Regions from separate parts of the Homo sapiens genome. Here region 1 is linked to region 2. A link is a contact called in ENCODE Hi-C or POLR2A ChIA-PET data. All regions are on one chromosome and are shown on one strand. The core of a region is the stretch at or near the end of the contact, and the rest is flanking DNA. Distances in the headings are between cores, read along the strand shown. Region 1 holds the start of B3GNT7 (UDP-GlcNAc:betaGal beta-1,3-N-acetylglucosaminyltransferase 7). Region 2 has its middle 32 kb from the start of LINC01907.

Evidence for each region. A loop is a pair of places that touch in the nucleus more often than their neighbours do. ChIA-PET counts read pairs that join two places held with the same protein, here RNA polymerase II (POLR2A). Pooled maps may share reads with other maps.
Region 1: a loop to region 2 is called in a pooled map, with 4 times the contacts of the local background. The contact joins the promoter of B3GNT7 here to the enhancer-like site in region 2. A Hi-C loop is called at or near these places in 2 of 37 single-sample maps with no recorded cell type and 2 of 50 pooled maps. POLR2A ChIA-PET finds 5 or more read pairs at or near these places in 1 of 52 experiments (GM10248).

What each region holds. Positions count from the first base shown.
Region 1 is chr2:231,394,434-231,398,144 of GRCh38, forward strand. B3GNT7 (UDP-GlcNAc:betaGal beta-1,3-N-acetylglucosaminyltransferase 7) reads left to right here and starts at 1,277. Exons shown (of 2, transcript NM_145236.3): 1 at 1,277-1,381; 2 at 3,298-3,711. The coding sequence starts at 1,371. RefSeq lists enhancers at 1-63, 359-408, 2,677-3,711, 2,819-2,888 and a silencer at 959-1,428.
Region 2 is chr2:230,666,540-230,670,013 of GRCh38, forward strand. No RefSeq gene overlaps it. Among named protein-coding and RNA genes, the nearest start is that of LINC01907, 32 kb to the right of the region's middle. RefSeq lists enhancers at 1-744, 695-989, 959-1,438, 1,479-1,528, 1,549-1,628 and 2 more. Within about 2 kb of position 1,837, at least 14 of the 41 ENCODE cell types and tissues checked have a DNase peak (open chromatin) inside an H3K27ac peak, as active enhancers do.

The sequences.
Region 1 (3,711 bases), core at 27-2,526, 730 kb after region 2:
CATGTCACTGCTGTCCCTGGGAAAGGAAAAAAGGTTGAGGAAGGGCTCAGAGCCAGCCTTCAGACCAGGCAGGAAGGGTTCAGAGCCAGCCTTCAGGCCATGCAGGCCTCCTGGATGTGCTTACTAACTCTGGGCTCGCTGTTCTCTGAGCTGGCTGGGAGTTCCCCTCTGCACCCCCGTTTCCTCCCCTGTAAGGTGGGAATAATAGCGTATGTCTCTAGGATTAAGTGAGCCAGTCATGCATGGGCCGAGAACCAGGTTTGGCATATTGTAGCTGCTCAGTGGACGTTAGCTGTTATGATTGGACCACAACGTGCTTCCGTTTCAATTCTGTGGGCCTTTTGGAGGTCCTGCTGGATGCTAAGCACCGAAACCTCAACCCGGAACAAGACCAGAACAACCTGAGCAACAACAGGACCAGCGATGGCTCTCCCTGCTGGAGGATTCTGGAAGTCACCTGGCTGGACCAAGCCCTCTCCGTGTTCTCTGTCAGCCCACTCCCCAGAGCCGCTAGGCCTGATGTGCACAAGCAGACTAATAAAGGCTTGAGGACAAAAAGGGTTTTGAGTGATAAGTGAAAAAAGAAAGGAGATAGGGCTGGGCCAACAGGCCTTCCCTTGGTGGTGGGGAGCCCTCAGAGGTGGGAGGAACCCCAGAGGTGAAGAGAGGGACATGGTGGGGGCACAAAAAAAGCTTCCAGAGCCACAGGCCTGGGCGAGTCCTGACATGGAGCCCAGTCTCATACGGCCTCTTTCCCTAGTGGCTGGCTTTGCTCCTGGCCCTAGGTAGCCCAACAGCTGGGCAAGGGGTCCGTCTGGTCAGGGGAAAGGTGCAGGGGCAGAAGGTAGCAGAGGGAGAAAAGGACACCCTGTCTGCCTCTGGCCCCAAAGACAAGTCCGAATGGGGCCAGAGGGAAATGGCTGGGCCTTGGGGTGCCCCAGGGTCTTGGAGGGGACCGGGTGTTCAGGTTTCGCACAAGTACAGGAGGGACCGGCGACCGCCCTCCCCCCGCCCCGGGAGGCTCCGCCAGGGACAGGCGTCCCCGGGATTGGAGGTGACCCCCGTGGGTTCCGAAGCCCCGCCTCGGCCATGCACTGTCTACTAGGCGCGCTTGGGGAGCCTAGGGGCCGTCTCGGAGAAATGGGGTGGTCCCCGCCAGGCGGCGGCGGGGCGGGCCCTGGGCGCCGAAGGGGTTAAGGCACCTGGGCCACCGCCCCTGCCGGCCCCTCCTCCCGCGGCCGGGAAGAGGAAAGTCGCGGCGGGGGCGCGGCCCGGTCTCCGTCCCCACCCGCCCGCCGTCCCGCCGGCCCGAGCCGTGGCGCCCAGAGCTGCGAGCCGCTCGCCCCTCCGCCGCTCCGGCCCGGGCCGCCATGTCGCTGTGGTGAGTGGGGCTGGGGGCCGTCGGGGGCCTGGGCGGGGGCGTGGGCCCGGGGCTCCCCCTCCTCCGTGGCCACAGACGGGCGCCGGGACTCCCGGGATAGGAGATGCCCCCGCGCGCGCCGCGCCGGCCTCAGTTTCCCGGGGGCGGATGGGCGGGCGGGCGCGGCGGCGGCGGCGGGAGATGTTCGCGGTACGCGGCCCCGGACCCGTGGGGGACGTCGAGGGGTCTCGGGGCGCCGCGCTCAGCTCCCCGGCCCCGCGGCCCTGGACACCGCTCCAGGACCCTGGCGGCTGGGACCCCAGGTCTTGCCGGCAGCTGGGTCCCCTCTCCCTTCCAGACCCCTGAGGGCCCCCTGCGTCCGGGCCACTCTCCTCCTCTCGGGGCTTCCTTCCGCGGGACCTCGGACCGCCGCCCGCCCGGCCCCTCTCCGCCCCTCCCGGGCTTTCCCTACGAATGGAGCGGACCCGGCAGGTGGAGCGCCCGCAGCCCAGGGCCTCGCCGCCTTCCCGGTGCACCCCCCGACCTCCCCCGTCCCGGCCTCGGTGGGCGGCTTCCCTGGAACCCCTAGGGCTGGCAGGGCCGGATCCGGAGCCCTCCGTTTCCTCCCCGGAGAGCTGGACCTTGGGTCACACCCCCCAGCCTGCACCTAAGGTGCCCCTGTCTTCCTCCAACCACATGCCCCAGCAACCTGGGGACCCTATGGGGAAAATGTCGCTCTATGGGGCTCAGCCTGCATTCACCCTGGGGCCTGGACCTGCAACCGGACCAGCCCTCAGGGCAACCCAGGCGTCTCCACGGGCTGCCTGTCTCTCCTGGCACCCTGCTCCTCCCCCTTGGAGGTCAGCGCCATCTCTCTGCTAGGCTGGCCCTGGAAGGCCACTCTGCTGTCCCCAGAGCTCTCAGCCCCCAGGTCTCCACTGGGGAGGGTGGGGCAGGTGTCCTGGCAGCCCCCGGAGGGTGAGATGAAGAGAGGAGGTCCTTCAGGACAGGGGCTCAGGCCCCAGGGCTTGGGACGACCAGCACTCCTGGCAGAGAGCTCTAATTTCTGCTTCCGAAATGGGTGTGGACCGGGGTTGGGGTGGGGGGGTCTCTGGGCAAGAAGGGTCCCTCAAGGGCTGGAGCTGCAAATGTGCCCCCTCCCAGGGAGTAGAGCTGTAGCCTCATGTCTTCTAATGGGGTGTTATGAGCTGGGGATGTTAAGGTAGGGGTGAGGGGCAGTGCCATGCTAGAGGTGCTCACTGCATCCTTGGGCCTCCATCAACCATGAGGGCTGCTCTTTGTTGGGTGAGACAGACTGGAGAAGGGGGAGGAGGGCCAGTCTTCCTCAGGTCCCAAGCTCGAGCCACTCTCCAATGTGCCCCACATGTGATGGAGCTCCCGGGCGGCACAGAGGATCAGAGGGTGCCCTCTCAATGACTCTGGCTCTGAGTCACCTAATGATACCGATACCTACTGCTGTGGGTAGGTACACCGCAGGGAAATGAAAGGCATTGGGGTTCCAGGCGTGGGGAACAGGGCAGAGGTTTCCACCTGAGGCCCTCCTGTTAAGGTGACAGCATTCCCCTAACTGTGCACCCGCTGCCTGGTACTTTATATAGCACTCCAATCCTGTGTTTTAGCCCCATTTGGGGGAAGAAGAAATCGTGGCTCAGAGTGGTTGTAAACCACTCATTCAGCTTGTAAGCGTCAGGGCCTGATTCCACAGTGCTCCTTGAGGAGAGGGCAGGGTGGGAGAAAGAAAGGGCAGGGTGGGAGAGGAAGCGGGACCCTACCCTGACAGCTTAGGGACTCCGGGACTGAGCCTGTGCCCAGGTCCACTTGCCCGTCTGGGACCACCCAGCCTCCCAAGGGGGGCGCCAGGAGAGCCCTGGGCTCATCTTTTCTCTCTCCTCTGTACTGTCCGCTCTCCCCCACAGGAAGAAAACCGTCTACCGGAGTCTGTGCCTGGCCCTGGCCCTGCTCGTGGCCGTGACGGTGTTCCAACGCAGTCTCACCCCTGGTCAGTTTCTGCAGGAGCCTCCGCCACCCACCCTGGAGCCACAGAAGGCCCAGAAGCCAAATGGACAGCTGGTGAACCCCAACAACTTCTGGAAGAACCCGAAAGATGTGGCTGCGCCCACGCCCATGGCCTCTCAGGGGCCCCAGGCCTGGGACGTGACCACCACTAACTGCTCAGCCAATATCAACTTGACCCACCAGCCCTGGTTCCAGGTCCTGGAGCCGCAGTTCCGGCAGTTTCTCTTCTACCGCCACTGCCGCTACTTCCCCATGCTGCTGAACCACCCGGAGAAGTGCAGGGGCGATGTCTACCTGCTGGTGGTTGTCAAGTC
Region 2 (3,474 bases), core at 587-3,086:
TTTATTGCCCTTGAATCAACCGCATTCCAAGGCCAACGTCATTTGGAAAGGTTGACCTAGATTTCCTTTTCCATCTCCACTGGGACCTCCCCTTTCACCCACCGGAACCCAGGAGGCTCTGATGCCTTGAACACACAGAAGGGCTCCTAATCTTTTGTACATCAAAGTCGCCCCAGCTTCTTTGCTGCCCAAGCTCACTGGTGTGGTTTCCTAATGTCCCCGACAGTTTGGGAGATCTCTGCCAAGGCTGGCCACCTGGTACCAGCCCAGGTGCCCCACCTGTCTCCCACCCCCAGGTCTCTGGTCACCTCCTGGATACTGTGAGTACTGGAGAACTTGCTGCTTGGGGACACCAGCACTCTCTCCCCTGAGGGCTGGGGCATATGCTCTCCAGACCCACCTTTCTCCTTCCCTCTCAGGACCCCTGGAGTGATCTCATCAACATCTGGCTTAACTCATCAGGGGATTTTCTGCAAGTGAGAAGGCTAATGCCTCTGGGGCCAGGCAGGCCTGGTGAATGTATGACAAAACTGCAGGGCATGGTAGGAGCGTGTACTGGTTTTCTAGGGCGCCGTAATGAAGTACACACAAACTGGGTGGCTTAGAACAATGGAACTGTGTCGACTCACAGGTCTGGAAGCCAGAAGCCTGAAATCGAGGTGTTAGCAGCACCATGCTCCCTCCAAAAGCACTGGGAAGGATCCATTCCAGGCCTCTCCCTGAGTTTCTGGGGGTTGCTGGCCGTTTTTGGCATTCCTTGGCTTGGAGACACGTCACCCAGTCTCTGCCTTCAGCATGTGGTATCTTCCCTGTGTGTGTCTGTGTTCCCATTTCCCCTTTTTCGAGGACAGAAGTCAGATCAGGGGCCCACCCTACTCCAGTATGACCTCATCTTAACTCATTACATCTGCAATGACCCTCTTTCCAAATAAGGTCACATTCTGAGATACTGGCAGTTAGAACTTCAACATGCATATTTGAAGAGGGTGCAATTTAGCCCCTAACAGGGCTGACGAGCCCTAGAGGGTGAGCAAGTCCACTCCAGTTTACTGTTGCCCTGCAGGGCTCTGGGAGCCTGTCCAGGGTTTCCTGGGACAAGGTACTTTCTGTGCCTAAACTGGGTGAGTCCCAGGAAGCCAGCTTGGTTAGTCACCTCAAATGGGGCCCTATCTTCTTATGTTTCAAGAGAAGTCAGAAACTCTGACTTCACGTGAAATCTCCCAGTTTTTGAATGGGCATCTAATTTGACAAATTTTAAAATCCTGGGCCCCATCTGAGGGTGTCTAGCCTGCGAGTGGCCAGTGGTCACCCATTGCCTAGCATGGCAGGGCAAATTGTAAGACTCCAAAAACTGCAAATAACAGCAACTGTGGCCATGAGCTCAGGCTGGGCAACTTGTTCTGGGGCCCTGCATCAGCCCCATCTCTTTGGAAGCCTTCCTGGGCCCCTACTACCCATGCTCAGCAATGCTTCTGGCTCCAGAAACTTCCAGCACTGTTTCAGATAGGGGGACTGGCATTTGCAAACTGTCTTGGAGTTGGTGACCCAGAAGGAGGGACCCCAGACTAGAGGAAGATGAGAAGGCAGAGAGTACCAGACAGTGCCATCTAGGGAGAAGAAACAAGTCATGAATATCTGATGTAGGGATGGGACGGACACTAAGTGGGAAAGGCCACCCTGCTGCCCAGCCCCCACCACCGCCAGCACCACCAGGCTGGCCATCTCTTTCCCACCTTCCCCACCACCATGCACGTGGTGCCATGCACCGCTGCTCCTCACCCACTCAGACCAGCTCCAGCACCTTTGGAGGTGAGATTAGCTTCTCACACAACTTCTAAGTCTTGATCATAGCACATGCTCTGCGGTTTTGCTGATGGTGACTAACGGAGGGAATTTCAGGCTAGATCAGAAAGGAAGGTGGAACAGGGTAAAGTGGGTGAGGATGAGGCTTTCTGGTTGCTCCTCCCCAGTGTCCAGGAAGTTGCCCATCCAAGCCTCTTTCCCCTGGTGGGGCTTGCCGTGCTGTGTCTCTGGTTTGCTGGCCTGGGCAGTGCCACACTGCCAGGCTTTGCAGATCTGGAAGGGGAAGGAACAAGCCAAAGAGGAAGTGGCATCAAGAAGAAGATGGGAAGGGCAGTCTCCCCCTTCCCTCTTGCCAGGCCTGCAGAATTGGGGAACCCGTATAAAAGACAACATCCCTGCTGGGAGCTGCACCCTCTGCCCGGCCCGGCCCCAGGTGCCCTGATCTGCCTGCCACGACCTGGGCAAAGCATGCTGTTCCTGCACATACTCGGGCTTTCTGAAACCTGAGAAGGCAAGGGGGGTGAGGGAGAGTCCCACACAGCCCAGGCCCAGCTGGTCAGGCTAATTTTAGGTTTTTCTCAGCCTGACTGAGGCCTACTAATCTCCACCATGCCAGAGAATGCACATGGAGCAGAGGCTGTCTTTACTCATGATGCCCCCTCATCCCTCCAAAAAGCTCCTTTTTCTGTCCAATTTCAATTTCTCTTTGACCTGCCCCAGGCCCACCCATCCCAGGAAATCTGCCCCGACCACCACCTCACAAAGAGAGCTCTCCCTTTCTCAGTGTGTGGGGTAACTGTGGTTGGAAACCACAGTACAGCCCTGTGTCCCCAGCCCTGGCACAGTGCTTAGCTCAAAATAAGCCCTTGGTAAGTGTGGGTGGAATGAATGAATGAGCGTTTTATTACACAGTGACAGCATGCTACATGCAGGTTAGGTCTAAAGTTAGCAAATAAGGTTAAAAGAGTTCAGAGTTTAAATTACCCTTGAAACTCCATCAGGAAGACAGCTTATTGGGATTGACATTAGATCTCCTCAAGAAGTCCAGTACAAATCCATTTCCTTTTGTTGAGGAGAGGGACCTGGACCGCTGGCCCAGCTCCCCAGCCCTTGGCCCAACACACGCACTTGCTCAGGAATTCCCGAGGTTTATGGGACATGCCTCCAAAAAAACATACATCTAGAACTCCTAGATGTAAGAGCCTTCCCATCGCCCATCAGCCTTCTCCAGGGACTCTGCCGCTGTTGTCATGACAGCCAGGACAGAGTCTAGTGGAGCCTCGGGAAGTCCGACAGGCTGAGAATGAAGTCAACCAGAGGCAGAGAGGGGCCCCCACACAGAGAGTGGAAATCAGAGGCCTTTGGTGAACAGCCAAAATGACCAAGTTTTGAAGAACTCCCTGAAGTATGCCAATAACAAGAAAAAGGGGAAACTCGTCAGCTCCAGGCATCAAATGAGACATGCCCCAGGCTAGAGCCTGAAAAGGCCAGCAGGGAAGGGGGGCTTTCTCCTCTTACCCCATTTTCCTCCCTATGTTTCAATGAGTTTTTCCTATTGTTTTATTTGAGAATTTCCAAACACATAGAAAATATGGAAAGAATAGTACAGCAAACACTCACGAGCCCTTCATCTATGTTCAGCGACTGTTTAGATTTTGCCTTGTTCTCTGT